Regions from separate parts of the Mus musculus genome. Here regions 1 and 3 are each linked to region 2. Evidence: chromatin loops called from intact Hi-C (ENCODE). Cell type or tissue: left cerebral cortex. All regions are shown on one strand. Links, peaks and the distances in the headings refer to the core of each region. The heading gives the core; the rest is flanking DNA.

Region 1 (9,702 bases), core at 1-8,000, 57 kb after region 2:
GACACAGCCTGGGGAACGTGGGGACGGGATTTGGAGTTCTTCCTCCTGAGTCTGGCTTTGCTTATGGATTCATTCTCAATTCTCTCCATTCAGTTTTGTTGTCTGCTTTTAAATGATCGGTTTGTTCTTCAAGTCTCAGGAAAAGACCTTCCAGTCAAAGAACGAGAAAGGAAGTGAGAAAGAGATGGAAGGAAGGAGGGAGGAAGGGAGGTAGAAAATGAAAAAAAAAACTAACTTAAAACAAGGAAATAATGAAGCCCCATAGTAATGTTTGCAGAAACTGACCTAGCTTTCTCAGTGGCTTCCCAAGGGTATAGACTTGATTGAAAAGGGACCACAGCCCAGCTGGCCTGGAAGCCTTATACTAAGAAGGGTTAATGGAGACCTGACAAGATTAGACCCTTGCTGGGAGCATTTTGGACAGGTAGAAGTAGTGTCAATGTTAGATCTAGGCCACTTTCCAGGCGGGTCGCACTGTCCATTGTCTGAATTGCAGCTATATCTCTGAGGTACCCTTGTTTAGTTTTTGTTTCCCTCGCCAATGCACAGGTTCCAGTGAGGAAAGACAAGTGCACCAAAAGGCTTTGGACAAACTCAAACCTAACGCATCTTTCGGCGCAACATCTTCGAGGAATCCAGAAGGGGAAGACAAGGAGCCCAGCATTTCTGGGAAGTTCAAGGTCACGGGGATACTGGCAGTAGGCAAAGAAGTCAGTCTGTCCCTGATGCTCAAAAACATGACTAATGACAGGAAGACAGTGACGATGAACATGACAGCCTGGACCATCGTCTACAATGGTACCCTTGTCCACGAAGTGTGGAAGGACTCAGCCACAATATCCTTGGATCCTGAAGAAGGTAACTGACTCATCCTGTAGTTGGTGGGACTCAATCAATCTAGGGCCCAAAAGAGTTGCTCACTGATGGGATCCTACTGCTTCCCGTGAGTCGGTTGACTGTGGGCAGAGTAGTGAACAGCCTCCATGGGTAAAGCCTTAGTTCTGATGTTCTGGAAGCTGCTGTCTTATGAGCAAGGACAGTCACTGTGGTGGTAACTCCATGTTTGTTGTGCCCTGGCAAAGGAAGAAGGGAGGCTTCAGCAGTTCATAGCCACATCACAGTGCCCTGTACAGGTTTATGCCACCCTGCATGATTTTCAGATTGAATGTAACCTCATCTGACCTTCTTTAAAAAGGGGTGATTTCAAGCCTCATGTTATAGAATTGAACAGAAGGCTTCGGATACTTGTGACTCGCTTGTGCCATGGTGATTAAGGGCCAGTGCTGAGGTGTTGGTCCTTGGTGTCCTGATGTCACCTCCTGTTTGCTAGGCTTTGTAGCTGTTTTCCTGTTCTCACTGCCCCCTGCCCCAGTTCTGTTGTAGGTTTGACCTTGGGTGGTCTTTGAAAGATCCCAGAGTCTTAAATCCTTGCCCCATGTTGCCCATAGCTTTCAGGCTCTGGGTACAATTTTCCTGATGACAGTGACAGGTTTTCTTGGATAGCTAAGCATTTGGGAGGTTCAGTGACTTGTTGCTCCAGGGCAGCAGAGATGGGAAGGAAACCAGGCAGAACAGAAGGAGACTGATTCTGTGGGATTAGAACATAGGTGTGTGCCGGCATTGGCAAAATCCTGGCGCTGTTATGAAAAGTTTGGGCTGACAAAGCAGATTGACAAGGGTGGGGTGACTATTTGCTTCACATCAAGAATTAATAGAAACTGGTTAATTATATAGCCTGTCCTGAAAGAATTCCAAGAAATATTGAGCTGTGTTACCTCTGCTAAGAGGCAGCATCCCTTCCAGCAGAAATGTCAGTGTCAGAAGCAACTGTTGGTGTTATTTACCTCTGACACCTAAAAAATTAAAAAAAAAAAAAAAGGGGAGCCCAGGGTCTCCCAGATGCTAGGCAAGAAGGCTACCTATTTCTGTAGACCAAAAATATCCCATATGAAGGGGGAAAAATTTTCATCCTCTGTTAAAACACAAAACAAAACAAACAAAAAACCCCAGCAGACTGGAAGGCAAAGCAGGTGGAGTGGGCATTGGAGCCTGACGCTCAGGCGCTTCCTGGACAAATGTGAGTGAGTCTTGTTCCATCTCTGAGCTTCAGAGTCAGACCATTGAGGAGGCTGCATCAACTGATTTGAGAACTGCTTCTCCCTAGTAGGAGGGACTGCTGTAGCCAATCCCCTCCGTAGAAGCAGAGGGAACCTTCTCCCAGTTGTCTTACCCCTCAAGGCCATGGAGCACAGCCGGGGAAGGAAAGCGATGCCCAAGACCATCTGAAGAGGGAGAGCCCCACGATCTGCAGTGTTGGAGGGTTTTGCGGGGTGAAAGCGTAGCTCGCTGATAGAGTATGTGCTTAGTGTGCACAAGGCCCTGGATTCTGTCTCCAGCACCACGGAGGGTGCTTCTCTTTGAGGCCTAAAGAGAAGCCAGAGGAGGAAATCCCATTAAGGGAAAACCCACAAGTCAGAAGTATGGCGGAAACAAGCCTGATATGTATAGACCCATGAAGAAGTGCGGGGTGTCTTTAAGGAGGAGGTGCCTTTTGCACAGTTGTGACAGGGCCAAGTTGAGGGTCTGAACTTTATCCTTGAGGCAGTAAGACATCATGGAAGGCTTTTGTGGGGAAGCGCAGGAGGAGAGACATGATTTAGAAAACCTTTTCCTTCCTAGAACAGCTCTGAAGCAGGAGTGCCCAGGGGGAGGAAGCCGAGGACACTGTCACTCTAGGATCACAGCTTATTAGATGACTGAGAGAACTGAAGCATTTAGCCAATGCCTCAGCCTCCCTGCCTAGTCATTACTGTGTTGTCACTCAGATTGCCACTGCCATTGGGCAATAGGTTAGCATCCTTCTTCGCTGTCTCTTACAAGGACACTCACCCTCTGACATTTCCCAGGCATGGGAGGACAATAGGTTAGCATCCTTCTTCCCTGTCTCTTATGAGGACACTCACCCTCTGACACTTCCCAGGCCTGGGAGGGGCAGCGCACTCAGCTCTTCAAGTCCCTCTGTTTTGGATGCAAGCTTACATGCTTGCATCCTGGAACCTCCTTGTCCCTTACTCTGCCCCTTCCCACCTCCCGATTAAAAAAAAAAAAATCCACACCAAAACCAACAAAACCACAAACTCAACAAACTGCACAAAACCTGAGTGCTGAAAGCTTTAAAAACAATAGGCAACATACAGAGCCTCCTGCCAGCTCAGCCCACCTCGACTCCGTTCTAGAGAGGATCCCAGAGCTCAGCTCCATGCTCAGTCCACCCACTACCCGCTTCTCCCTCCAGAAATACAGTATCCTGTGAAGATCGCATACTCTCAGTATGAGAGATACCTGAAGGCAGACAACATGATCCGGATCACAGCTGTTTGCAAGGTGCCCGATGAGGCTGAGGTGGTGGTGGAACGGGATGTCATCCTGGATAATCCTGCTTTGACCCTGGAGGTAAGAGGATGGGAAGGGCGCCCCCTCCTCCCTTCCCCCCCCCCCCCAAGAGTTCCAAGAGTCCCACTCGCCACGAAGAAGTGAACAGGAAAGGCAGGTTTTTTTCCCCTAGGGATGTACATAAGAGCCTTTTGGATCTGGTCACACTTTGTCTACTGTACCTGTATATAGTGCTTGCTTCTTCCTATATAATCCCACTGCTGGCTTCCTGAGTCCCCGTGGTACAGGATCCAGGTAGTTGTGTCTACCCTGATCCCACCTCTCTTAAGGTGCCCCTAGTTTCTAGGGTTTTTGGTGTCAGGAAAGGGGCCCCAGAGTGTTCACTGTGATAGAGGGTCCCATTTCCCATGCAGATACTGCTTTGCTGTCCTGTTTAGTCCACTGTGCTTCAGGACAGGGGTGGTCCCACCTCAGGACTAGACAGTCACTATGGGGTAGTAATTCCAGCCTTGAGACTTACTCCTAATGAGACTTGGCCTTGTATCTGGGCTCCAGGATTTGTCAGCCTGGGAAGTGAGCAAGCCCTTTAGCTAAGCCTGTTGCTTCAGCTCTGTCAGGAATGAAGAGATGCTTTCCTTGTAGGGTGTCACCTCCTCAGGGTAGCCACGCTTGACAGATCTTCACAGATCAGGCCTGGTCATTCTAAACGTTTGTCCCATTGAACGCACACCTTCGTATAACAATTTGTGCCCCTGTCTGATAGTCAGTGTTAATGCTTTGCTGGGGTCATCTCACCACATAAACCTCATCAAACAGAAACAACATCCTCCACGGGCCATGGCTCCAGCCGAGCTTGTGGCTCTGGGCTGCCACCCCTCCTTTCCCAGAGGGAAGCTGTTGTCAGTTCCTGGATGGCTCCTGCACGGTGCTCCTGCACGGTGCTCCTGCATGGTGCTCCTGCATGGTGCTCCTACACGGTGCTCCTGCATGATGCTCCTGCATGGTGCTCCTGCATGGTGCAGCCTCTTTTGCTTCACAAGGAGCTTCCAAGAAGCTCTCCCTGTCCGTCTCTGCAAGATGTTGGACTGCTGGGTATTTTCTCCAACTCCCAAAGCTAGGTGACAGCAATACTTGGTGGTGACAGCAATACTTGGTGGTGAGCAGCTCAGCTATAAAAAATATTTTGTCCTAAAAGGATGAGCATTTAAATTAAGTTAGTTCCCCCCCCATTTTACTCCCTAATCCTCAAACATCCTTACATAGTCATCTTTTATTCATATATTCCTATTCAATTTTTAGATTTCCGCATAACATCTGATTTATCTTTAAAGACACTCTAACATCTTTATCACTGATGCTGTCACGGTAAAGGCTGTACTAAACTTCCTTCAATCTTTATAAGATATACCCAACTTAGCCGGGCAGTGGTGGTGCACGCCTTTAATCCCAGCACTTGGGAGGCAGAGGCAGGCAGATTTCTGAGTTCAAGGCCAGCCTGGTCTACAGAGTGAGTTCCAGGACAGCCAGGGCTACACAGAGAAACCCTGTCTCAAAAAACAAAAATAAATAAATAAATAAATAAATAAATGATACACCCAACTTTCCCTCTCTCAAACACACCCTTCCCTGATGTCAAGAGTCTAGAAAACAGAGACATTTTTGGCCACTAAGTCAATGTGTGGTTCACCCAGAGCAGTGTCAGAAGTTCAAACTCATGAAAGGAATCTATAGAAAATGATAATGTTCTAGGTAAAATTCTCTTATCTCATTTAACTGTCTCATCAGTCCCATCCCACTATCTTATCTACTGATTAGTAATTAACATAGGCTAACCTGGGGACCTTTTCCAAAGTGGTGAGTCTTCCAAATTCATGACTAGTACTCCATATCCAGCCTGCTGCTTGCACTTATAGACCCAAGTTAATATATAACCATAAAGAAACAGACACTTGAAAATATAAATGAGTGTGTTTATAGACTTGGTTAATAAACAGCAACAAAGATAATTAAATATACAGATGTAGACATTTAACATCAACAGTAAGACTATGGTACTATTTATATAGTCTTGTTGCATACCAACAGCACAAAACTATGCTCTTGTCTTCTAATTATTTAATATACTTTGAATTCCAAGGGAGAGAAGAAGTAATCACAATGTGTAATGTGCTTCACTTATTCAGAGTGTACTGTGATATACTGTGTACTGATATATTGCAATGTCTGTCAAAAACTCGTCTAGGCTTTAGGACCAGGCAGACCCTTTGGTTTCCCAGTGTGTGAGTTTCCCAAGCTGTCAAATTAGTCTGAACTTGCTCTTTTACACCATACAGTGGTAGCCATGAGCACTAACAAGAAAATCAAACAAACAAACAACTAACTAGCAAACACAACAGCCTCCAGGGTTCTCAAAGGAAGAGAGAAATGTACTAGTCACACCATTTCAGCATCTATTTCCAAAACACTCTCTTCCCTTTCCGTGACGTCATTTGTTCCTTGCTAGGCGGGGAGAGAATTAATTATCCCTCCTCACCAGCTATGTCTGCCCAGATCATGGCCGATGCTTAGCAGATAAACAACAGTCCTCACCTTTCAGGCTGAGTAAGAAGTTTGTGTTACTTATATGGTCCCAGATCCTGTTGTCCTTTTCTGTGACTCCAGCCTCCTGAGTGTACACACACACACTGTTGTGCACACACACCCCAAATTTTTTTAAGGAAAAAAAAAACCCACTAAGTAGGAGGTTCAAGAAAACTAGCTGGCAGCAAGCTGTCCTCAGAAACCATAGCTGCCCATTCTTGGTTAACTGAGCTGGGGTTGTGAGCTTGTCTCTGTATATGCTCCCAGTCACAGAGAACAACACAGGTCTCTGAGCTGTTTCCCATATACAGTGTGGGGATAATGGCAATGTTTCACTACCCCACATGGAGGTTAGGATGCCATCTAGTACTTAGGGCTGAATGAAGTGGCCATCCTTTCATCATCCTAGGCACATCTCTCTCTCACCCTATCATCACGCTCAGCTCTCACAGGGGAGCTGGCAGGGGCCACATACCTAGCATCTTAACTCATGGGCGCTCCCTCCAGGTGCTGGAACAGGCTCATGTGCGGAAGCCCGTGAACGTGCAGATGCTTTTCTCCAACCCCCTGGACCAGCCGGTGAATAACTGCGTGCTGCTGGTGGAGGGCAGCGGCCTGCTGCGTGGCAGCCTCAAGATTGAGTAAGTCCTGGGCCCAAGCAGCTCTGTGGGGGTGGACAAGAGTCGAGCAGGAGGGCCTACCCAGAGCCTGTAGGTAGTAGACAGACAGAGTACCCTCTGGCCTTGCAGATTCATTCTTTGTGGGCCTTGGCACTCAAGAATCTGCATTCGGTTTGGAGTTCATCGAACTTGAAGTCTTCATTGCAAGTGCTAAAATCTGATCTCCAGGGCTTAGCGTATTTGGGAGACCATAAGACTACCTGTCCCCTCCCTAGCTGGCTGTCACAGAGTCAAAGGGAACCAGCTCACCCCGAGAGGCAGCTAGAGGGCGCTGAAGAAATAGTGGCTTTTGCCTGACTCCACTAGAACAGGACTTGGAGTCCTCTATGGCCCATGTAGCCTGAGCCCTCTGGATTTCACATCAACACTAATCTCTGTCCCTTCCCTACCAGTGTGCCATCCCTGCGCCCCAAGGAGAAGTCCCGCATCCGATTTGAGATTTTCCCCACTCGGAGTGGCACCAAGCAACTGCTCGCTGACTTTTCCTGCAATAAATTCCCTGCAATCAAGGCCATGCTGCCCATTGATGTCTCTGAGTGACCGACCCAGCAGCACTCCCACAGACGTCGGTGACACAGACCAGACAGCGCTCTCCTGTGGAGTGAAACTGTTGCCTATGCTGTCCAGCCTGAGAAGCCCTCCATGTCCCCAAGGCTGCCAGACATGGACTTCTAGCAAGTCCCCCAACCCCCCATTCAACCCCACCCCCACCCCTCACTTCAAGCTAGGCCAGGTCCCTCCTGGTCTGGGACTTGATCAGTTTTGCACATTTCCTGATTGCTTCCCTTGGAGACGGCCTGTTCTGTGAACCCTTGACCCCACTGATCCCTTATAGCCGGCAATGCTGCAGACAGAGCAGCATCGGAGCTCAACACAAATTGGGAAGAAGGCAGCCTAGACTGCTTGCTGATCCCAGCCTGCAAAATGGATACCCTGTTCCTCCCTCAGCCTCTATGGAAGGCAGGGAGTAGTCACATACCACACCACTCGCACCCTTACAGTCAAAATAAATGCCAAACAAGTGCAATCATACACCACCAGTTCCAACCGGCTGCTTTGCCTGAGGGCGAGGGGCTGGGGTCCCCTCCTCTAGAGAAAGCCCAGATTCAGGAAGGCCTTGTCCATTGGCTCAGATGTCCACAGGAAATGTGTTAGCCCTTTGCGGCTTCAAGGGCAAAAATAGGGAACCACTGCCAGCTGGTTCTAGAAAACTTTGCCATAATGCCCCAAGTGAAATGAGGCAGTAGTTCTCTGAGCCACTAGTTCTCAACCTGTGGGTCCCGACCCCTTTAGGGATTGAGTGACCTTTTCAAAGAGATTGCCTACGACCATCAGAAAATGCAGATATTTACATTATCATTCGTAACAGTAGCAAAATTACAGTTATGAAGTAGCAATGAAAATAATTTGTGGTTGGAGGTCACCACAACATGAGGAACTGTATTAAAGGGCCACAGCGTTAGGAAGGTTGAGAACCTCTGCCCTAATCACTGTGTGTGCTTAGGAAACTCTTTGGGACCTTTGTGCAGGTCTCAGAAAGAGAAAGAACTTCCAAGTATTTTTCAGGACACTTAAGGCAAAGTGGGATCTGCCCACACAGGACTGTTCTCTGCTGTGTTGGCCCATTTTCTGTGGCCCTACCGAAATATCTGGGGCTGGACCATATCCAAAGAAGGGGGCTGTTTCGCTCACAAATTGGAGGAATGAAAGTTGAAACATGATGACAGTGGCTCTAATATGGACATCATGGCAGTTGGTAGACATATATAAAAGAGGAAAGAGTTACATGGCAAGAAAGGAAGAAAGGAACGTAGGGCCACTGCTGTTATGTCACAACAATCCATTCTCATAACACTGGGTCTCATAAGAACTGTGTATCCCTCCGGAAAGCAGTACCCATAATGGCTGCCTGGTACCCCTTTCCTGAAACTCTCCATCACCTCTTAACATAACCACACTGAGAACTTGGCTTCCAGTTCATGAGCCTCCGGTCAAAACTCAAACCCCCTCAAACTATAGCACTCCCCTGGGCCAGGCTCTGCTCCCTGTAGCCAGAAGAGCCTGTGTTTGTCAGCCAGCTACAGCACTGTTGCCCTCAACAAACTCAAACACAATGCCTCAGCATTTGCCTGTTGAAATAACCCCCAGCAACTGAGCACACACCTGCATTCCCAGCTCTTGGGAAGTTGTGACAAGGGGATCATGAGTTCAAAACCAGCTTGAACGAGCTATTGAGACCCTATCTCAAACAACCAAAATAGTCTCAGGCAGACTCCATTAGTTCACCCATAGATGTTCTGACCAGTCCCAGTCAGGCCGTTCTGTTTCATTTTTACAAATTTCAGGAACTATTCCAAACAGAAATTGCCACTTCACATCTGGCCCAAAGCCTGCTCCCTTTATACTCAGCTCAGGCCTCCCTGGTGACTGTGAAGGAAAAGTCATCCTTGCCTTCCTTCCTTTCCTTCCTGTTGTTTGATCTGCAGAATTACAGCAGGGGGGGAGTCACAAGGAAAATGACTAAAGTGACTTTCACTGGCACTGATGCCTGTCTTTGGGAGCTGGTGTTTACAATTTGCCCTCTAACATAGACAGCACGGCTTTGGCCCAAGAGGTTCACATGCTGCTGCACTGCCCTAGAAGAGTACAGAAGCACTGTATGCTGGCTTCAGGCCAGCTCCTGGCCCAGGAGGCTCACATCCCCTTGCCCACCAGTGAATGTGCATCGACAAGTGTGCTGTGCTCACCAGCCTTTCCCTTCCCACCAGGCAAGCTGCTCCCGCATCCCACTTCCCATGGGGGAAGGCAGCACCTGCATCTGTATCCACATTTGCTCCCAACACCAAACTTTCCCCAGAACTCCTACCTAGCCCTGACTCTGGTGGCTGAGGGCAGCTGGGCCCTAAGTCTCTACTGCAGAGAGGTCCCCAGCTATGGAAGAAAGGAGGATTATAACTCTGTTTGCAACCTCACAGTTCTGTCTCTTTCTCTTTTGGTGACTCCTGGGGCCTGCCATTCACCTTGAGTTGGGGATAAGGATATCCATTCT
Region 2 (9,652 bases), core at 1,653-9,652:
AGAGCAGTGCAGCTTTTGTAAAATGATTTTGGTGGTGTTTTCTTTTCTTTTTGTTTTGTTTTTTGTTTTGTTTTGTTTTGTAATGATTTGAGATTATTTTGTTATCTTTTTTTTTTTTTTTTTTTTTTTTTTTTTGGTTTTTCAAGACAGGGTTTCTCTGTATAGCCCTGGCTGTCCTGGAACTCACTTTGTAGACCAGGCTGGCCTCGAACTCAGAAATCCGCCTGCCTCTGCCTCCCGAGTGCTGGGATTAAAGGCGTGCGCCACCACGCCCGGCTTTATTTTGTTATCTTTTGAAGGTCTGGTAGAATCCTGTAGTGAACTATCTGGGTCTATACATCTTTAGTTGTGAAGGGGTGTGTGTGTGTGTGTGTGTGTGTGTGTGTGTGTGTGTGTGTGTATACTTACGTGTGTATGTTTAATGATTTTAATCTCATTGCTTATTCTAAAGATTGTTTAAATTGTGCCCTTTTAATTTTAACTTTAATAGGTCATAGGCATTTAACAATTCATTCATTTCTTTAGAATTTTCTAATTTGATAAAATATATTTTTAGAGTATGTTTTTATGATATTAAAATTTGCATTTCTAGTTTTATTAAATTGGGTGCTTTTTCATTTCCCATTTTATTAAATTGGATCTTCCTTTTCTTTTCATTAGTTTGGCTAAGGATCAATCTTAGTTACCATTTCAAAGTACCAACCCTTCACTTCATTGATTCTTTGTGTTCTGCTCCACTGTAATTATTATTTTGACTGATTTGGGGCTGTGCTTGTTGATTTTCCATATCCTTAAGCTATTGACAGTCTCTGAGATTGTTAAATGTGGGTGAGTGGAGCTATGAGCTTGTGTCAGGCCTGCATTCACTGTCTCCCAGATGTTTTGATACATTGTGTTTTCATCTGCAATCTAGTCTAAAAATTTCCTTGATGTCTTTATCACTCCACTCACCATTGATCATTCACCATTTGATAGATGTTTTGTTTAGTCTCCACGGGTTTGTGTAATTTTCTTTCTATTGATTTCTAGTTTTATTTCTTTGTGATCATAGTATTAGAAGTTATTTACATTTCCTGTCTTTGCTGCTACTTGGTTTATGTCATGATATATAGCTCTGTTTGAGAGAAAGTCCCATGGGCTTCTCAGGCAGGGTATTCTGTCATGTTTACATGAAATGATTTGTATATTTAGGTTAGCTCCATTTTTTATCTATGATGTCATTTAATTCCAATGTTTCTTTGTTTATTTTTGTTAGGAAGATCTGTTTAAAGGTAAGAATGGGGTATTTTAATAGTCTACTATTGTTGTGTGTCATTCATATAGCAGAATAGAATAGATTACATGAAGTTCATTGTATTTATACATATGAGTTTATAGATGAAATACTCACTCATACATACATGTTTTGAATTGTGATAACCTCTTAATAGACTATCTCTTTAATTGATCTGAATTGATCTTCTTAATCTCTTCTATCTAGTTTTGTCAAATGTTAGAACAATATTGCTTTCCTGTCTCCTAGTTCCTTTCATAGAATACTTTGATTTAATCCTTATATTCAAGGGAATGTGTAACTTTAATGGTAAGGTCTGTTTCTTGGTCTCTCTCTCTCTCTCTCTCTCTCTCACACACACACACACACACACACACACACTGTGTGTGTATGTGTGTGTATATGTATATATATATATATACATATATATGTATATGTATGTATATATATATATATATATATATATATATATATATATATATCCATATATCCATATATCCTGTTTTCTAACCCAAGTGCTATTCTGTGCCTCTTCATTGGGAAATTGAGACTATTAACATTTAGAGTTATTATTGAAAGGTGTGTATCATTTCAACTTGTAGTATTTAGTAATTTCCCAATCCTCATTTGCTTAACTACTATTCTAGCATGGTTCATTCTTTCCTGATGATTCTTAGATACATTTGTTTTTCTCTTCAGTCCAAAGAGTTTCTTCCAGAATCTTCTGTTGAGGTGGGTTAGTAGTCAAAATTCCTTTAGCCTGTTTTTATCATGGAAAGATTTCCTTTCTCTTTTAATTACGGCCAATAGTTTTGTTAGGTTTAATAGTGTGTGTTGGCAGCTGTGGCCTTTCAGAACTGAAGTACATCACCCCAAGATCTTTGACTTTTAAAGTTTCTGTCAAGAAATAGCTGTTATTTTGATGAGCCTGCCTTTATTTGTGATTCGGCGTTTTTCTCTTTCAGCTTTAAAAGATTACAACTTATTTGTTCTGTGCATTTAGTGTTTTAACTGTTCTGAGATATGGGATATTTCCTTATGGTCCTATCTGTTTATGTTATATATGTTTCTTGTACTGGGAAGAACATTTGTTTCCCAAGATTTTGAAAATTTTGTGTTATAATTTTACTGGAAATATTCTGATGTCTTTGGAATGGAACTTTTCTATGTTCATGGTTCATAGATTCAGTCTTTTCATAGCATCTCAAAAAACTTGCATATTCTGTTTGCACACTGTTGTTGCTCTGGTCAAATTTTTATTATAAGATTTAAATTTACATAATAAGAATTAATGAAGGGTGAAAGACATAAAGATCATAATAAAGGAAGCAACAGAAAGAGTTGATATATAGAAATGAGCATTACAGAATTCCACAACATACTAAGCTGCGGTTCTCAACCTATGGGTCACAACCCCCTTAGGGGGTCTCATATCAGATATTCTGCATATCAATTACAGTTAATAACAGTAGCAAAATTTTAGCCATGAAGTAGCAGTGAAAATAATGTTATGGTTGGGGGTCACCACAACATGAGGAAACGTATTAATTAGGAAGATTGAGAATCACATTAAGTAATGTTGCAGGTCAGAGGAAGAAATATATCTGGAAGTAAATTTAAACAGGAATTCTTTCAACATTTATTACTCTCTCTGTGTGTGTGTGTGTGTGTGTGTGTGTGTGTGTGTGTGTGTGTGTGTGTGTGTGTGTTTGACACACACATGAAGGCCAGAGCACAGCTTATGTCTTATGAAAGAAATGATCCTTTCTTTTCTACCATGTGGGAGCTTGGGATTGAAGTCAAAAGGCACACTGGCAAGCTGTCCTACCTACTGAACCAACCACCTCACGAGAACTTAAGCAGAAGTTCTAACAGGAGCATCAGCAGGAATTTAACGTTTTTCAGAAACAGCCAGAAGCTAATCTAACTAATCACAAACTTTTGGGTTTTAAATAAATACCAGCTAGGAGATTTAATTACAGGGTAATTTTCTGATGAAAGTAATTATTTCTCCTCTTACGGGCCCCTTTATGGCTTCCTGGAACATGTTCTCCCTCACTCTCACAAAGATATGAATCTATAGAAAGTGAGAAGCTAAGATCTGAATGAGCAAGAACATTTGTCTTTCTGAGTCTTTGTTCTTTTGTTTTTTCGAGACAGGGTTTTTTCTGTGTAGCCCTGGCTGTCCTGAAACTCACTCTGTAGACCAGGCTGGCCTTGAACTCAGAAATCCACCTGCCTCTGCCTCCCAAGTGCTGGAATTAAAGGTGTGCGCCACCACTGCCGGGCTGTCTTCCTGAGTCTTACTTAATATCGTTTCTGGTTACATCTACTTTTCTGCAGCTTGTATGATTCTTTTTCTCATTGTGGCTAATTAGATTTCATTGTGTATATGCATCCTGTTTTCATTATTCACTCAGGTATGGATAGAGATTTCGGTTGATTCCATCTCCTTCTTACTATGAACACAGTTGAAAGAAACAGATAAGCAGATATCTATGAATAGGACGTAGAGTCGTCCGGCTAGACACCTAGTCAGTGGCATAGTTTGATCATGTGCCTATTTTTAGCTTATTGGGAAACCTCCACGCTGATTTCCATGATGGCTGCCCCAGCTTGTGTTCCCGCCAGCACTGAATGACTTTTCCTTTTTTCCACACCCTTCCCAGCATTTGTTGTTTTCTTGATAATGACATTGGGACACTCCTTAGATGGAATCTCAGAGTAATTTTAATTTGCATTTCCAAGATAGCCAAAGATGTCAACACTTAAAGAATACTTAGTGGATATTTGTGTTTTCTATTTTAATATTTTTTGTTCAACTCTTCAGTCCATTTTTTAAACTAAATTTTGTTGTTGTTGTTGTTGCATTCTTTGTACATCCTGCAGGTAGAGGTTTTCTCCCATTCTTCAGGCTACCATTTTATTCAATTAAAAGCTTCATATAGAGCTGGAGAGGTGGCTCAGTGATTAAGAGCACTAACTGTTCTTCCAGAGGTTCTGAGTTCAAACTCCTACCAACCACATGGTAGCTTACAACCATCTGTAATAGGATCTGCTGCCTTCTTCTGGTCTGTCTGAAGATAATGACAGTGTACTCACATACATAAATGAAAATTTAAAATCTTTAAAAACTTCCTTTGTACAGAAGCATTTAAATTTTATTGGTCTTCTTTTATGAGCAACATGAGCCCTCAAAATGACCTTGACTTTGCCTGTATCATGAAGTGGTGCCCCTGCTTTTCCCTCTAGAATTTTCAGAGGTTATGGTGTTGTTTTAAGGTCCTCAATACATTGGAGTTTGTATTTATTTAAAGACAACATATTACTATGTAGCCTTGCCTGTCCTGAAACACACTCTGTAGACCAGGCTGGCCTCAAACTCACACAGATCTGCCAGTCTGTGCTGGGATTAAAGTTTTTAATTTTTTCGAGACAGGGTTTCTCTGTGTAGCCCTGGCTGTCCTGGAACTCACTCTGTAGACCAGGCTGGCCTCGAACTCAATGAGATCCACCTGCCTCTGCCTCCTGAGTGCTGAGATTAAAGGCATGGGCCACCACCACCGGTTAAAGATGTCCATTTTCACAATACTGATTCTTTCAATTTAAGGACATAGGAGTCTTTCGTCATTTTAGAATCTTCTTAAGTTTCTCTCTTGAGTGATTTAAAGTTTTCATTATAGAGCTTGTTTGCGTCCTTGGGTAAGTTTATTCCAAGGTATTTTGTTTTGTTCTGAAGCCATTGTAAATAGGATTGTTTCCCTTGATTGTTCTTTATTATATTGTTATTGGTATATAGGAAGGCTACAGAGCTTTGTGTGTTAGTTTTCTCTTCTACCATGTGGGTGGCTGAAAGTGTCTATCCGTTTCTAAGAGTTTTCTGGAGCAGCCATATATAGAATCAGAGCGTTTGCAAATAAGGAGCCTCTGATTTCTCTTTTCCCCATTTGCATGTCTTCTTTTGTTTCTCTTGGTTACCGCTCCAGCTTAGATGCCAACCAGCACACCGAGCAAGGGTAAATTGGAGCCCTGTCTTGTCCTCTTTGTTTTTAGTGGAAATGCTATGAGATTTTCTTAGTTTGATGCAATATTGGATGCAGGTTTGTCGTACAAGGCCTTTATTCATTCAGGTTTGTTCCCTCTTCTGTGTTTTCCTCGGAGCTATTACCATAGAAGGCTGCTAGATTTTGTCAGCAGTCTTCTCTGCTTCTATGGAAATAACCATGTGATTTCTGTCTTTGAGTCTATTTATGAGATGCCCTAAATGTATTGGTTTGCATATGTTGAAGTATCTCTGCTTCCTGAATCATGACAACTGAACTTTTCAATGTTTTATTGAATTAGGTTAGCAAGTATTTTAAGTTTTTTTTAAAAATCTATGCTCATTATGGAAATTGATCTATACCTTTCTTTGTTGTTGTTGTTGCTATGTCTTATTCTTACTTTGGAATTAAGATAACTCTGGCTTCATAAACATAGTTCTGTAGCATTTTTCTGTTTTATGGAATTGTTTGAGAAGCACTGATATTAACTCTTATTTGAAGGTCTGATAGATTCGATAGTGAATCCATCTGGGCCAGGACTTTTTTTTAGTCAAGATACTTTTCAAAATCATTGCATCAATCGTACATTTTAATTAGCTTATCTCTATCCTTGAGTGAATTGTAAGTCCTCTACCTGGTTTTGAGCCCTGATATACTTTTCTCCTATTTTATTAGTATGACTTTCCACTAAGCATCTTATTTGCCTTATTGAATTTTTTGTTTTCAGTATTTGATTTTCCTTAAAAATTTCCTCTCTCTTTATATTGAATTTTACTTTCACTTTTTTTTTTTTACTTCCTTGTTTCATTCAGATATTTGTGCTGTGTTGGATCTCATCCCTGAGTTTTTTGTGTCTCTGGCTACTTTTATTTATTAATAATATTTTTTGAATTTTTGTCTGTAATTTCATATAAGTCCTTATTTGTGTCCCTTTTTACCATGGGGACGGTCAATTTTCAAAGATATGTTTTTGATGTTACTTGTGTTTGTGATGATATACACACAACTGTAGTTAAGTTATAATTTCTATTTAAGTCACCTTTCTTCTTTCCGTGGAAGTGCTTGCAATGTTGCAGAGGGGTTAGAAAGTAATAAGCTAATGTGTTACTTTCAGACTGCTGGACTGCTATCCAGGCTCTATCCCCAGGACTCCCTTGAGAACAGTGCCACAAAAGTCACTACTCAGCAGTAGTACTTCTAAGAAAAATTGCATAGTAGTCAAGTAAAAAAAAAAAATCACCTGGGTGCCAATCATTTTAGGATGTAAAGGGACCTTGACAGTACTTTGTATGCTAATATATTTGTTATCGTAGATATGAGTGGATAGGAAGAGAAAGGCAGAGGAAGACTAGTGATTCTAGACTAGGTTGATAGAAAGTGCAGAAGACTGTTAATAGAAAGAGGAATTGCGGGAGCAAATAGGAGAGGAGATATAAATAATCGGAGGGGCTGTAACTGCAAAGCTACCACCACAGCTGGAATTTTTGAAATGGCAACTTGCTTCTGCTCTGCCGTTTGCCCAGTGCTGAGCACCCAGCGATGAGAAAAACAGTGCTTTCTACCCCCCACCCAGAGCTGAGGACTGAACCCAGGGCAAGCGCTCTACCACTGAGCTAAATCCCCAACCCTGAGCAGTGCCTTCTTAACATCTCTCTCTGTTCATCCCACTGCTACCCTAGGGATGGCTTCCCCCCACATTTATAGACTGTTCCCCACTCTTCTGATAGCCTTTTGTTTTTCCGATCTCCTTGGATTATTCCCTGGTGACTAAGGAAGGAAGGACATGGCTTGGTATCACCCATCATCTTGTAAAAGAAAACAGTTTCTTCTGAGACCCAAGGAAGTTTCTTAATTCTGAATCCTTACAAAATCAGTAGACAATCTTCACACTTCCTGTATGATATGGCATGAACATACCCGTCTCCCACGGATAAAGTATGGGCAAAGGAACCCAAGCCAAGCACTACCCAAATCCAGCAAGGCAAATTCTTCAGCTCCATATTCCATATCAGGGACATGATGGAATTTTCCAGGCTCTGAAGGGTTTGCATATTTCCAGTTCTGCTGTCTTCAGAACAGCCAGCTCCTCTGTCTCAGTGGCAGACATCCCACTGTCCTGGCATCTCCAACATCCTGGGGTCTCTGTTAGCTCATAAATTCATGTAATGGCTCCTGGGGCCTCTGGCTATAACAGCCAGAATTCATGACCCCTCAGTATTTTGCCTTCTACTTTTTTCTTACTATTTACTGACTTAATCATATTTTTCTCTCCCAGAAGTTCTCCCAGATCTATCCCACCTCCTTATCCACCCAACTACGTGTTTCTTTTCTCTCTCAACCCCCACAAAAACAAAAAGACAAAAACAGCAAACCAAAACAACAAAGCACACAAAAAAATGTAGCGTTCACTTTGTGTTGGTCAGCTACCTCTGAGCATGAGGCCTGCGATGGAGTGTGTTTGATATATCCTATATCACTCCCTTGGAGAAAACTGATTTTCACTCTCCTAGCAGATAACAATTACAAATACCTTCTTAGTTAAGGGACTCTGGGCCTTAGTTAGGATTTCTCTTGCTATGATGAAATACCATGACCAAAAGCAAGTTGGGTAGGAAACAGTTTATTGGTCTTAAACTTCCACACTGTAGTCTATCACTGAAGGAAACCAGGTCAGGAACCTGGAGGCAGGAAGCTGATGCAGCAGCCATGGAAGGGTGCTGCTTACTGGCTTGCTTCTTGTGGCTGGTCCAGCCTGCTTTCTTATAGAACCCAGTACCACCAGCCCAGGGGTGGCTCCACCCACAATGGGCTGGGCCTTCCCCATCAATCATTAATGAAGAACTTGCTCTCCAGGCTTGCCTACGGTTCAGTCTTATAGAGGCATTTTCTTGACTGAGGTCTTCACCTCTCAGATGACTGTAGTTTGTGTCAACTTTACTTAAATCTAGCCAGCACAGGCCCAGTTCCCTTTCTCCATGCTGGAATTTTGTCTGGCTTGAATTTGTGCAAACCGTGTGCATACTGTCACAGCCTCTGTGAGTTCATCGGTGTATCAAGCCGATTGTGCCTGGAAGACATTATTTCCTTTGCATCATCGAACACCTCTGGCTCTTACAACGTTGTTGCTTCTTTACCAGTGTAGATCCCTGAGCCTTGAGGGGAGGGGTTTGATAAAATCATCCCATTTAAGGCCCAGTTCTCCATAGTCTCTCACTGTCTCTATATTGTTCAATTGTGGGTCTCTGTTACTTTCTGTCAAAGAAGTATCTCTAAGGAGGCTTTAGTGATGCACTGATCTACAAATATATCAATGCCATTATGAGTATTTTTATTGCTGCATTCTTTAAAAGAATAACAGTAGTTGGTTTTCCTCCAGGCTAGTGGCCTGTCTAGTCTAGGTTCTCGGTCTCATAACAGTGTCAGGTATGGATTCCATCTTATGAAATGATCCCTAAGTCCAATTTAAAAAAAAAAGGTTGATTATTTCCATGACATTTATGTCACTGCTGTATTAGTATATCTTGCAGGTAGGTCATTGTTACACAGAGTTCATAGCTCTGTGAGATTGAAAATAACTTTTCTCTTCTGGTAGCGTGTATTTTTAGCACTATTCAAGCTACTCAGTAGAGGAGAATCTTCTAGTTGGGTACCAGTTAGATCTTTCCTATGTTTGGTTATATAAGAACATGCTATATTCAGCACTAGGGTCTTACTGTCAGGTTGTGATGGGTGATCAATAACCTTGGTGATAGCTTATAATGTTTGGGAGAGTCTATAAGACTCCTTAGTCCAATCACTCAACAAGGTGCAATCCACGTCTGGACATGAAAGATTTACTGGGTAGCAAGCCTATGGGCCATTATCTCCCACATTACAGGGTAACACCATATAAATTCCACTTATACTTCTAGAGTAATAGCTTTCCATATGTCTTCTCAATGGCCCTTATTGTTAGTAGTCCATACCCACATTCCCTCCGTTACCCTGGCCACCCATGCTCATGGCCATTTAATCTTCCTATTCCAGTTTTCCATTTATTCATCTATGACACAATATTCTATTTCCCCTGCCTTGGACAATCGCCCCCTCTCCCTTGGTCTATTAGGTTCTACCTAACCTCTGTGGATATTCTAAGTGAAATAAGCGTTATCTAAGGCTTCAAAGCTGGTGTCCACATGTAAGAGAAACCATGCAGCATTTGTCTTTAAGGACCTGGGTTACCCCACTCAGGATGTTTGTATCTAGTTCCATTCATTTACCTACAAACTTTATAGTTTTATTTTTTTCTTAATAACTGAATAATAGTCCACTCTTCAAATGTACCACATGTTTGTTG
Region 3 (9,986 bases), core at 993-8,992, 74 kb before region 2:
CTCACAAGCAAGGACAAGGTGCTGGATCACTCATCACTATGGCAACAGGAGACTTCCCGGCACTGACAAGAGATGTGAACTAGGACTGTGCAGCTTCGGGTCGATTCAATCTGGAATTGGCAGAGCCCAGGAAGAGTCGCTGCCCCATCAAGACTTTTTGTCGTTAGTAGGATTATGATAAAGCCGGGAGCCTTCCCAGGAACAGTAAACAGAATATCAAACCCGGCGCGTGCTCGACCCTGCGGGCCGCGGACCTTGCCTCTTTCGGCGCCACTCTAGCATCACCATGGCAACCCCAGGACTAAGCCAAGTTTCTCTGCCTCTTTAAGAGAACAGACTGCTACCCAAGAGCGCCTTCCCGCGCCTGTAGGGAGCTTGTATCACCATGGCAACTCAAAGGCATCTCAGCCGGCTTTACTGACCCTTCGAGGGTCCTGGTCATGGCCCCACCTCTTCCGGCTCCTCACGCATCCTTCACCATGGCAACTGAGGCTTGGGTTCACCATAGCTTGCTGAGGAGGGAGGGATGTGCGAAAGGCTGCGGGTGTGGGGAAATACTTGCGTCCAGGAGAGGGGTGAAGGAGGTGTTAGTGGCTGGCGCGTTTCCTCCCCTGGTTAGGGTGGCTCACGCAGGTGGCGATGGCTTCAGCTTCGGTGTGCGGAGGGCATAGAACATGAGTGCATCTCGCGAAGGGCAGAGAGCAGTAGCTCAAAAGCACAGCATTCTGCCCTGGGTTCTGGGCTGCAATCCTGGCTCCTTGAGATCAACATTAGATCTCTATGGTATTCCGAGTCCACTCACTCTCAGTCTGTTTTTGTTCCCCTGCTCTTGGCAACCTAGTGTGTGATTAAGGGTATGGTCTCTGGGCTCAGGCTTTATCCGAAAGAAACGACAATGATAGTAATATCTTAAGGCTACTTTGAGTATTAAGCAAGGAAATGGGACAGAGTATATACTTCCTGGGCTTAGTTTCTGGTGCATGACTCAGTAAATGTTTGTTGCTTCTAGATTCCTGTAAACAAGTCACTTAGCCCCTCTGCACTTAAAGTTAACCTTGCCTCTTTGAAAAATAAGGCCAATAGTACCTCTAACACAATTAGGACAGTATTATAAAGTCCCCAGAACAACAGTAGGCACGCAGTAAATGCTATTTAAGTTCTGCATTATTACACTTTGTGCTGGTTAGTTTATGTCGAGTTGACACAAGCTAGAGTCACTGGAAAGGGGGGAACTTCAATTAAGAAAATGCCTCCATAAGATCCCGCTGTAAGGCATTTTCTTGGTGGTTTTTGGAGGAGGCTCCAGCCCATGGTGAGTAGGTAGCTACCATCCCTGGCCAGGTGGTCCTGGATTCTATATAGATCACAGGGCCCCCAATGGAGGAGCTAGAGAAAGTACCCAAGGAGCTGAAGGGATCTGCAATCCTATAGGTGGAACAACAATATGAACTAACCAATACCCCCCCCCCCCAGTTCGTGTCTCTAGCTGCATATGAATCAGAAGATGGCCTAGTCAGCCATCAGTGGAAAGAGAGGCCCATTGGTCGTGCAAACTTTATATGCCTCAGTACAGGGGAATGCCAGGGCCAAGAAGTGGGAGTGGGTGGGGGAGCGTGGGTGGGACTTTTGGGATAGCATTGGAAATGTAAATAAAATAAATACCCAATTAAAAAAAAAAAAGAAACCAGGTCCACAGATTCCCCCAGAGCTCGTAGGGACTGGACCACCAACAAAATAGTACACATGGAAGGACCCATGGCTCTGGCCGCATATGTAGCAGAGGATGGCCTTGTTAGACATCAGTGGGAGGAATGGCCCTTGGGCTTGAGGGGGATCGATGCCCCAGTGTAGGGGAATGCAGGGCAGGAAGGCAGGAGTGGGTAGATGGGTGAAGGAACACTCTCATAGAGGCAGGGGGAGGGGGATGGGATGGGGGATTCCGGAGGGGAGACCTGGAAAAGGGATAACATTTGAAATGTAAATAAAGAAAATATCGAAAGAAAGAAAGAAAGAAAGAAAGAAAGAAAGAAAGAAAGAAAGAAAGGAAGGAAGAAAGAAAGGAAGAAAGAAAGAAAGTAAGGAAGGAGGAAGAGGAGGGAGGGAGGGAGGAAGGAAGGAAGGAAGGAAGGAAGGAAGGAAGGAAGGAAGGAAACAAACCAGGCAGACCACTCTATGAAGAGCAAGTCAGTAAACAGCACTCCTCCGCAGTCTATGCATCAGCTCCTGCCTGTTTTAATTCCTAGGTTAACTTCCTTCAGTGAGGGACTGTGGATGTGGAAACAGAAGCCAAAGAAACCCTTGCCTCCCCCAACTTGCTTTTGGTCACGGTGTCACATCTCACCAACAGAAAGCCTAACCAGGACACCCAGCAAATTGATATCACTGTTGCTTGCCTCGTAAAGCTGGAAAGAACTGCTTTTTATTCCTGCCTCCACCAGAACTTTCAGCCCCTTACCGGCATTTGCTTACATTTCTTCTCAGAATTTTTGACTTTTACACAGCTGAAAGAGGCCATATAATGCCCTTAAAAATGTCTGGGCTGTGAGTCAGGTGGACTTTGTGCAGCTGGTTCTTTGTGTGAAGTTGAATAGGTTCTACTGGTTCCGCACCCATCCTTAGGGTTCTCTGTACGAAGGGTATTAGCTGCGTTTAGCCTCTACTGTCAAGGCAGTGTATTCAGTAAAAATGATCTCTTCATCAGGAACAGCAGGAACAAGTGATGGCTGCTGAGACCGTGACAGGCGCTGGTGCCGTGCGTGCGTGCGTGCGAGCCTGAGATTGGAGAGGAAGTTTCCTGACGTGCACTTTAATCTCTAGTCAATAAAACGCCAGTGTGCTTGAGGGTACAGCGAAACCGTTTCCACCACAAATAAAAAACAAGGAACTCCAGCTTTATCCTTTAAAGCCTTCTTCTAGCCCAGCTGGCAGCTAATCTAAAACTCACTGTTGCCGAAATCTGACCTGGGTGGGATTACCCAGCCGTGAACTTCCTGGATTTCCCCCTTTCCTTAACTGGATCAAGAACATCTGGATTTGTGCTTCAGGAGGCCTTCCCTCACTTGAGAGCGAAATCTCTATTTATCCTAAGATTAATCTACTAGGTTAAAGGATTACTAATAGTTTCCCGGAGGTGTGTGACATTGTGGCATGCGACTTGTGGTGTGACCTGAGAAAAATATCTGAGTTAGATTTTCTTCATCTCTAAAACAAACAAAAAACCCCACAAGCCTGTTGTAATGATGAAGTGAGATACTGCTGTTGAAGGATTCATAATTACCTGTTACATAACAGGTACCCACAAAATAACAACCCCCTTTTTAACTATGGATGTAGAAAAATAAACCCTTGCCTTAAAAAGCAAAACAAAACAGCAATGTACTGTCACCATGACTATTGCATTAATAGCTCACAAAAGACAGTAGTCTTTTTCGTGGTCTTTTTAATGTCTGCCATATCATATCGGCTTAGGAAATGTTAAAGGAAAGAGAAAACCCAGCCAAGAAGTCCTCATAATAGTGAATTTCACATGGCAGCTAACAGTTACTGAACATTGTCTCAGAAACTGTGTTAAGATCAGTTACCTCCTTTCCTTCTCAAGTTCAATGACCTTGTCTAGCCCTCTTCCTCTTCCTCCCCGTCCTCTGGCTTTCTGAACTCGGGATTACACCTGCCCTGTGCCTCACACATGCTAACAAGTGCTCTACTAGTAAGCTACACTTCAGGGCTGGTTTACTTTGTGTTTTGAGACCGTGTTTTACTAAGTTGTTCTGGCAGCCCTTGAACTTGCAATTCTGTTTGAGCCTACTGGGTAGCTAGAACTGCAGTTCTATACTACCAGACGCGGCTTGTGTCTGGCTTTCTGATTTGATGCTTCAGGAATCGTCGTTGAGTCACATAATCTTAAAGAGTCCAGAAGCCGAAACTCATGCCTCCTGCAGCTTTCCAGATGGTGTGTTTGCCGTGTGCCTAGCGAAAGGAAAAGCATCTTGATTGCTCCCAAGTTTTGGCAATTATGGGTAAATTGTGCTAGGAACATCTATGTGCATGAGATTTTATTTTGCTTGCTTGGGTTTTTGTTTTGTTTTGTTTTTGTTTTTTAGCAGTCTTGCTGTGGAGCTAAGGTGATCTCAGGCTCATACCCCCCTCCTTCAGCCTCCTCGGTACTAACATCGTAGGCATTATAGCACCAGGACCAGTTCAATGTGCAGTTTATTTTTGTGGTCGTGTTTCAAATCCTTTGAGTGTTGCTAAGATTATATTTATTTTTGTTTGAAATTGTCAAACTCTTCAACTCCATCAGTGAATTAGCTTCAGGTGCTAGAAATGGCTCTGGAGTTCCAAGAAAATGACTACATAGTCTAAACATTTAGGTAAGGCAAAAAAATTTTACTTCTGAAGGAGAGTCCATAGCCACCCCAAATCAATGCCAAACTAAGCAGGGAAGCACACACATTGGGGGGGGGGGTGTCTGTGTTTTTGGTTCTCCCCCCCCCCAAGCAACTGAGTTCTTTGCTTCATTCTGAGTGGTCCAAGCCTCAGCCTGACATTCTTACAAGATTGGATAATAAACAGCCAGTAAGCAGAATGCAATCTTTAGAACCTTGTGCAATCTTGAGCATGTATTTTGACTTCAAGAAGGGCTGTGTTTAAATCCACTAGTCAAGAGTTATGCTGCTACCACAGTTGTGAAGCAAGCTTTAATTAAATACTGGCCAGGATGACAGACTCTGGCCAGATCCATTCTGGGGTTCCTAGAAAATGTCCACAAGTCACATTTTGCAGGTGCTTATGGAGGCAAACACATAAGGCTGCCCTATTTCCCGTCATGTCCAATCAGGGACAAGCATATATCCTGACGCACTTCCTGCCCACGTACTTCCCACCTGTATGTGGCCATCATGTCCCCGAGATTGGGTCAAGCAAACATATGTGTGACCTCCAGTAAATAATAACCTCCAGCATTTCAGGAAATCTCTGTCCTTGGGTTTCCAGGTTGCAGGCATTTTTGTTTCATGGGTCTCTGAATCATAGTAATTACAACTAAAACACTTGAAACATAACTTTGGCTCTTACAGCTGACCCTAGAGGAATTTGAATTTCTTCCAAATGGCTTCTTTACAATTTTTATATGATTTTTTTTTTGTCTCATTGAAGCCTTTGATAGAAAATACAGTATATCCCTTACATTTCCTACAGAGTGTTTGGTATTATCGGCGTTTCAGATTTTGCCATTTTGAGAGATGTGTTGAGTCTGTCTCATTTCATCAGGAAATCAGAAGCTTCCTCAGAACTCACTATCAAACTCCACTCAGTCAGCGACTGCATGACCAAAGCTATGGTACGTGACCATCCCTAGACAAAGGAGAGCCAGGAAAATAAGGTCTGTATTTAGGTTTATGGTCTTTCTGGTGGAGGACAACAAGAAGTCCTAGTTTCGTTTCTGGTGTCGTGAGAAAAATATCCTCACCAAAAGGAGGGTTTATTTGCCTGTCCCAGTTTTCTCTGTTGCTGCGATAAACACCGTGACGAAAATGAACTGTGGCAATTTCCAAGTGAAAGCAGGAACTCAGGCAGACACCCGCAAGCAGAAACTGAAGCTGAGACTGTGGAGTGCTGCTTATGGGCTTGCTGTCTGGCTCTCTTCCACCTGCTTTTCTGATCCAACCCAGCCCACCTTCCTGGAGACGGCAACACCCACAGTGGGGTGAGCCCCACTGCATCAATTAGCAATAAAGACATGTCCACAGGCCAATCTGATGGAAGCCGTCCTTTAGATGACACCCTCAGATCACTCTGAGCTGTGTCAAGCTGACAGCTGAAGCTAACTAGAAGACCCCATCCTTTGTCAACTAGACACGCAAATATATCTCACATCACTATGGTAAACAAAAAAGTACAGCTTTTACAAGTTTCAAAATACCCATACTTTCAATTTCAGTGTCTATTTAAATGTTCAAAGTCTCTTAGCCACGGGCTCCTATAAAATAAAAACCAAGTTTTATGCTTTCTTATTACAAAAGGAAAGAATTTGGGTATAGGAAAGAGTAAAGCCCAAAAGGGTAACTCAGTGTCCAACATCTGAGACTCGTGATCTTCTAGGTCCAAAAGCTCTGCCAGCTAGCTCCACTTCTCCAACTTGGACGTCACAGCTTACAGGCTCAGGGCAGCTCTGCCTGGATACCTGACCCTGACTTTGGTAGGCATCCTATAGTACTAGGATCTCTAATCTCCTGGGGTCTACATTGCAACTGAGGCTGTACCTCCACTAATGACCTCTTTTTTGGAACTTTGACTTTGACACGTGTACTAAGCCCAAGCCTCAGCTTCCCTCTATGACCTGTTCAGTCCTAAAAGCTTCCATGTTGTCAAAGTCGACATTTCATGATGGACTTGCACGTTACCAAGTTCAGCGGCCAGACTGAAGTGCAGCCCCTCTGGACCACAGCATCTGTGTGCTGACCTTGAGGAAATACTTTCCAGAAGGTCTTTCCTCAGTGATTCTGGTCTCTTATTATTCACAGCTGATCTTTGTGCCCCAGCTAAGTAGCATCCATGACCTCAGTAGAGGACAGGTTTTTCACATTATACAGATTTTTAATGGAAAATATCACACAAACAGACCAATAGACTCTTTCTGAAAATACACAAACCAGGCCTCTATTGCCTGCATTTCTTTCAACATTCTTAGCTTATAAGCTTCCATATAAGAGCCCACTACACTCTTATAACTCAATAGTTTTTCTAACCCAAACCTTTCTAAAATCACTCCCAAAACAACATGGTCAGGTCTGTCACAGCAATAGCCTACCCAACTGACATGCCAATTTTGGTTCTAGTTTGCTTTCTGTGGCTTTGATAAATAGCATTATCCAAAGCAACTCATGGGAGGAAAGGCTTTATTAAAATTTCAAATCTCCATCCATCATGAAGGGAAATCAGGGGAGGCACTCAAGCAGAAAGCTGGAGGCAGGAGCTGAAGCAGGGCCCATGGAGCAGAAAGCTGGAGGCAGGAGCTGAAGCAGGGCCCATGGAGGGGTGCTGCTTACTGACTTGTGGGGGAAATATTATCTTCACATAAAGAGTAACTCAATTAAAATATGTATATGTGAAATTTGAATATGTATTCATAAATATATTAGCTTATTATATTAGTTACTTTTCTGTTGGTATGGCAAATTCCTATGGCCAGGGAACTTAGAGAAGGAAGAGTTTATTTGAGCTTATGGCTCCAGAGGGTCAGAGTTCATAATAAGGAAAGGCATGGCAGCAGGTAGCCAGAGCAGGGTGATAAGAGAAACATTTTCAACCTGCTGAAAACAGCAGATGGCAAGTGGGACCACACTACAACTCCCAAAAGCCACCAGTGCCTAGTGAGATGTTTCCTTCAGCAAGACTCTGCCTCCTAGAGGTTCCGGGACCTCCCCAAGCAGTGCCACTGTTAGGGGACCACGTCTTCAAGTACCTGAGCCTGTAAGGACATTCTCATCCAAGTCACAGCTCTTACAGAGCAGAGGACTTCCACAAGGCTTTTCATACATCCATAGCTTTGATTATTCAACAGTGTGAATTTTAAAGAATTTTCTTTATTATCACATCCTTCATGTGTTGTTGGGCTCTTGCGGCAGTCAGAAGACAACTCAAGCAAGTCCGTTTTCTCCTTTTACCGTATGAGTCCTGGGGACTGAACTCTGGCCATTCTGCTTGACAGCCTTTCCTTACTGAGTCATCTCATTGGCATATGTGTGTGTGCGTGTATGTGTGTGTGTGTGTGTGTGTGTGCGAGTGTGCACACGCAAGATCTCCTGTGTCCCAGATGGCCCTTGGACTTGCTGTGTAGCCAAAGAATGAGTCATCCAATCCACGAGCATAGAAGGACTTGACATTTTCTAATGTCTCTGACTTCTTAAGGTGTTGTAGAGGTCCTTCACTTCATGATTGGGTACAGACTAAGAGTTTGTCTAGATCTTGTTTTTTTTTTTTCTTTTAAGCTATTGTGAATGGGATTTTCCCCCTACTTTATTTCTCAGCAAGCTTGTCATTAGCATATTCAAAAGTGATTTTTGTCTTCTCTTATTTTGCTGAAAGTGTTTAAGAAATCTAAAAGTTTTCTGGTAGGGGTCCTTAGGACCTTTTTAGTATAGGAGCAAGCCATTTACAAACAGGGATAATTTGACTTTGTCCTTTTTTCATCCTGTTTTTTTGTTTGTTTGTTTTGTGGGAGACTTTTCATAACTGTATCAGTTTCATTGATTGTCATGGGTCCATCTAAGTTGTTTATATATTCTTGATTTAATTTCGGTAGGTCGTATGTATCTGGGAATTGATTAATCTAAGTTTTCAAATTTCTCCCCAAGGATTCTGTTCATCAAAATGAATCTCTAGTAACTTCTCTCTTCATCTCTGTTTTATCAATTGGGGTCTTTTGTCTCTCACTTTGGTTAGATAAGTTAGGTGTTAATATTGTTCTTTTTTTTTTTCAAAGAAAAAAATTGCCTTATTGGGTCAATTTTAAATGTTTTTTGTTTTAGTTTCCACTTTATGAATTTCTACTTTTTTGTTTGTTTGTTTGTTCTTTGGGTTTTTTTTTTTTTGTGTGGTTTTTCGAGACAGGGTTTCTCTGTAGCACTGGCTGTCCTGGACTCACTTTGTAGACCAGGTTGTCCTCGAACTCAGAAATCCGCCTGCCTCTGCCTCCCAAGTGCTGGGATTAAAGGCGTGAGCCACCACGCCCGGCGCTACTATGGTTTTTATTATTTCTGGCCATCAGTTACTTCCATGTTTGGATTGTTCTTCATTTCTCTAGGATCTAGAGGTTTATTATCAGGTTGTTTGAGATCTTTCTGATTCCCTGTTACTCTTAGTGCTGAAAGCTATAAACTTGCCTTCTGGAACTGCCTTTGCTGTATGCCGTCAGTCTCACTGATTATTGAATTTTTTAATTTTCTTGTTTTATTTCTTTAACTAGCCACTGTTCATTCAAGAATATGTTGCCCATGGGGCTGGAGAAATGGCTCAGTGATTAAGAGCACCAGTGGCTTACCTAGAGGCTCTGGGATCAACTCCTAGCACCCACATGGCAGCTCACAGCTGTCTCTGACTCCAGTCAAAGGGATTTGAAGCCCTCTTTTGGCTTCCTCAGGAACCAGACACACATGCAGTTCCCAGACATACATGTAGACAAGCCATCCATTAAAACAAAAAGTATATTGTCCCACTGCCATGTATCTATGGTTTCTGTGGTTTTTCTTTTATTTTTGATTTCTATGTTCATTGCACTGTGATTTCAAAAGATTATTATTATTGTTATTGTTGTTATTATTATTATTTTAAGATTTAGAAAGACTTCATTTGTGGTTGTTAGGAACATACGTGAAACCATGTACAACTTGAAAACCATTTTGTGTGACTTAGAATAATGTAGAGCACGCAAGACAGGAGCCTGCCACCTGGCAGCTCAGAGTGGCAGCAGGCTCCAGGGCAAGCTCTGATAAACATATCAGATAATGATCCAGTCCAGACAGCTCAGATATGAGCCAAGCCCAAGACAGGCTTCAATATGCTAATGAGCTAACCCCAAGATGGCATTGATATGTTACTGAGCCAGTTCTAAGCTGCGAGCCCCAATAGCACAAAGCTACTGCTAAACAAAGTAACACAGGTATTAGAACTTTAGAAGTGACCCCGAGCTTCACACGGCCGTGTTCCTGAGATATGGCATCTCACGCCTCTTCACACTCAGTCTGTTGCTGAGCTGCCTGTCAGCGCTGCAGCTCTCAAGAACCTTCTGGATCTCTGCCAGAGTCATCCTCCTGGCCTGTCCCAGCTGAGGGATGCCACAGAGGATGTGGGTTGGGTCTGCTCCTGGAACATCCTCACTGGAGAAGATTTACCCAGTAGAACCCTGTATCAGCCAACTGTTAGCTGCTTGGTGAGATGTCTGTTAAACGTTTATAACTGCATGGGATTATAAGAAGTGTTTATGTGAA

Evidence for each region. Hi-C counts contacts between places; a loop is a spot of excess contacts. Peaks named below come from ENCODE experiments on the same cell type or tissue, not always from the same donor. Only the 100,000 strongest peaks of a DNase experiment are listed, where the experiment ranks them.
Region 1: a loop joins it to region 2, with 4 times the contacts of the local background. A loop is called at or near these places in 3 of 42 quality-filtered maps.
Region 3: a loop joins it to region 2, with 4 times the contacts of the local background. A loop is called at or near these places in 5 of 42 quality-filtered maps.

What each region holds. Positions count from the first base shown.
Region 1 is chr2:130,041,208-130,050,909 of GRCm38, forward strand. It overlaps Tgm3 (transglutaminase 3, E polypeptide), which reads left to right. Exons shown (of 13, transcript NM_009374.3): 10 at 550-858; 11 at 3,296-3,453; 12 at 6,481-6,614; 13 at 7,046-9,192. The coding sequence ends at 7,193. Among named protein-coding and RNA genes, the nearest start is that of Mir6339, 30 kb to the left of the region's middle. In left cerebral cortex, for the core only: a CTCF peak has its summit at 6,905; DNase peaks (open chromatin) are centred at 3,262, 4,467, 5,954 and 6,867.
Region 2 is chr2:129,982,545-129,992,196 of GRCm38, forward strand. It overlaps a transcript of Tgm3 not described here. Among named protein-coding and RNA genes, the nearest start is that of Gm52561, 25 kb to the right of the region's middle. In left cerebral cortex, for the core only: no CTCF peak of the experiment used is centred there; DNase peaks (open chromatin) are centred at 5,290 and 7,302; H3K4me3 peaks cover 645 bases; H3K27ac peaks cover 3,979 bases.
Region 3 is chr2:129,908,837-129,918,822 of GRCm38, forward strand. No RefSeq gene overlaps it. Among named protein-coding and RNA genes, the nearest start is that of Gm39933, 17 kb to the left of the region's middle. In left cerebral cortex, for the core only: no CTCF peak of the experiment used is centred there; DNase peaks (open chromatin) are centred at 3,911, 4,874 and 5,595; H3K27ac peaks cover 3,166 bases.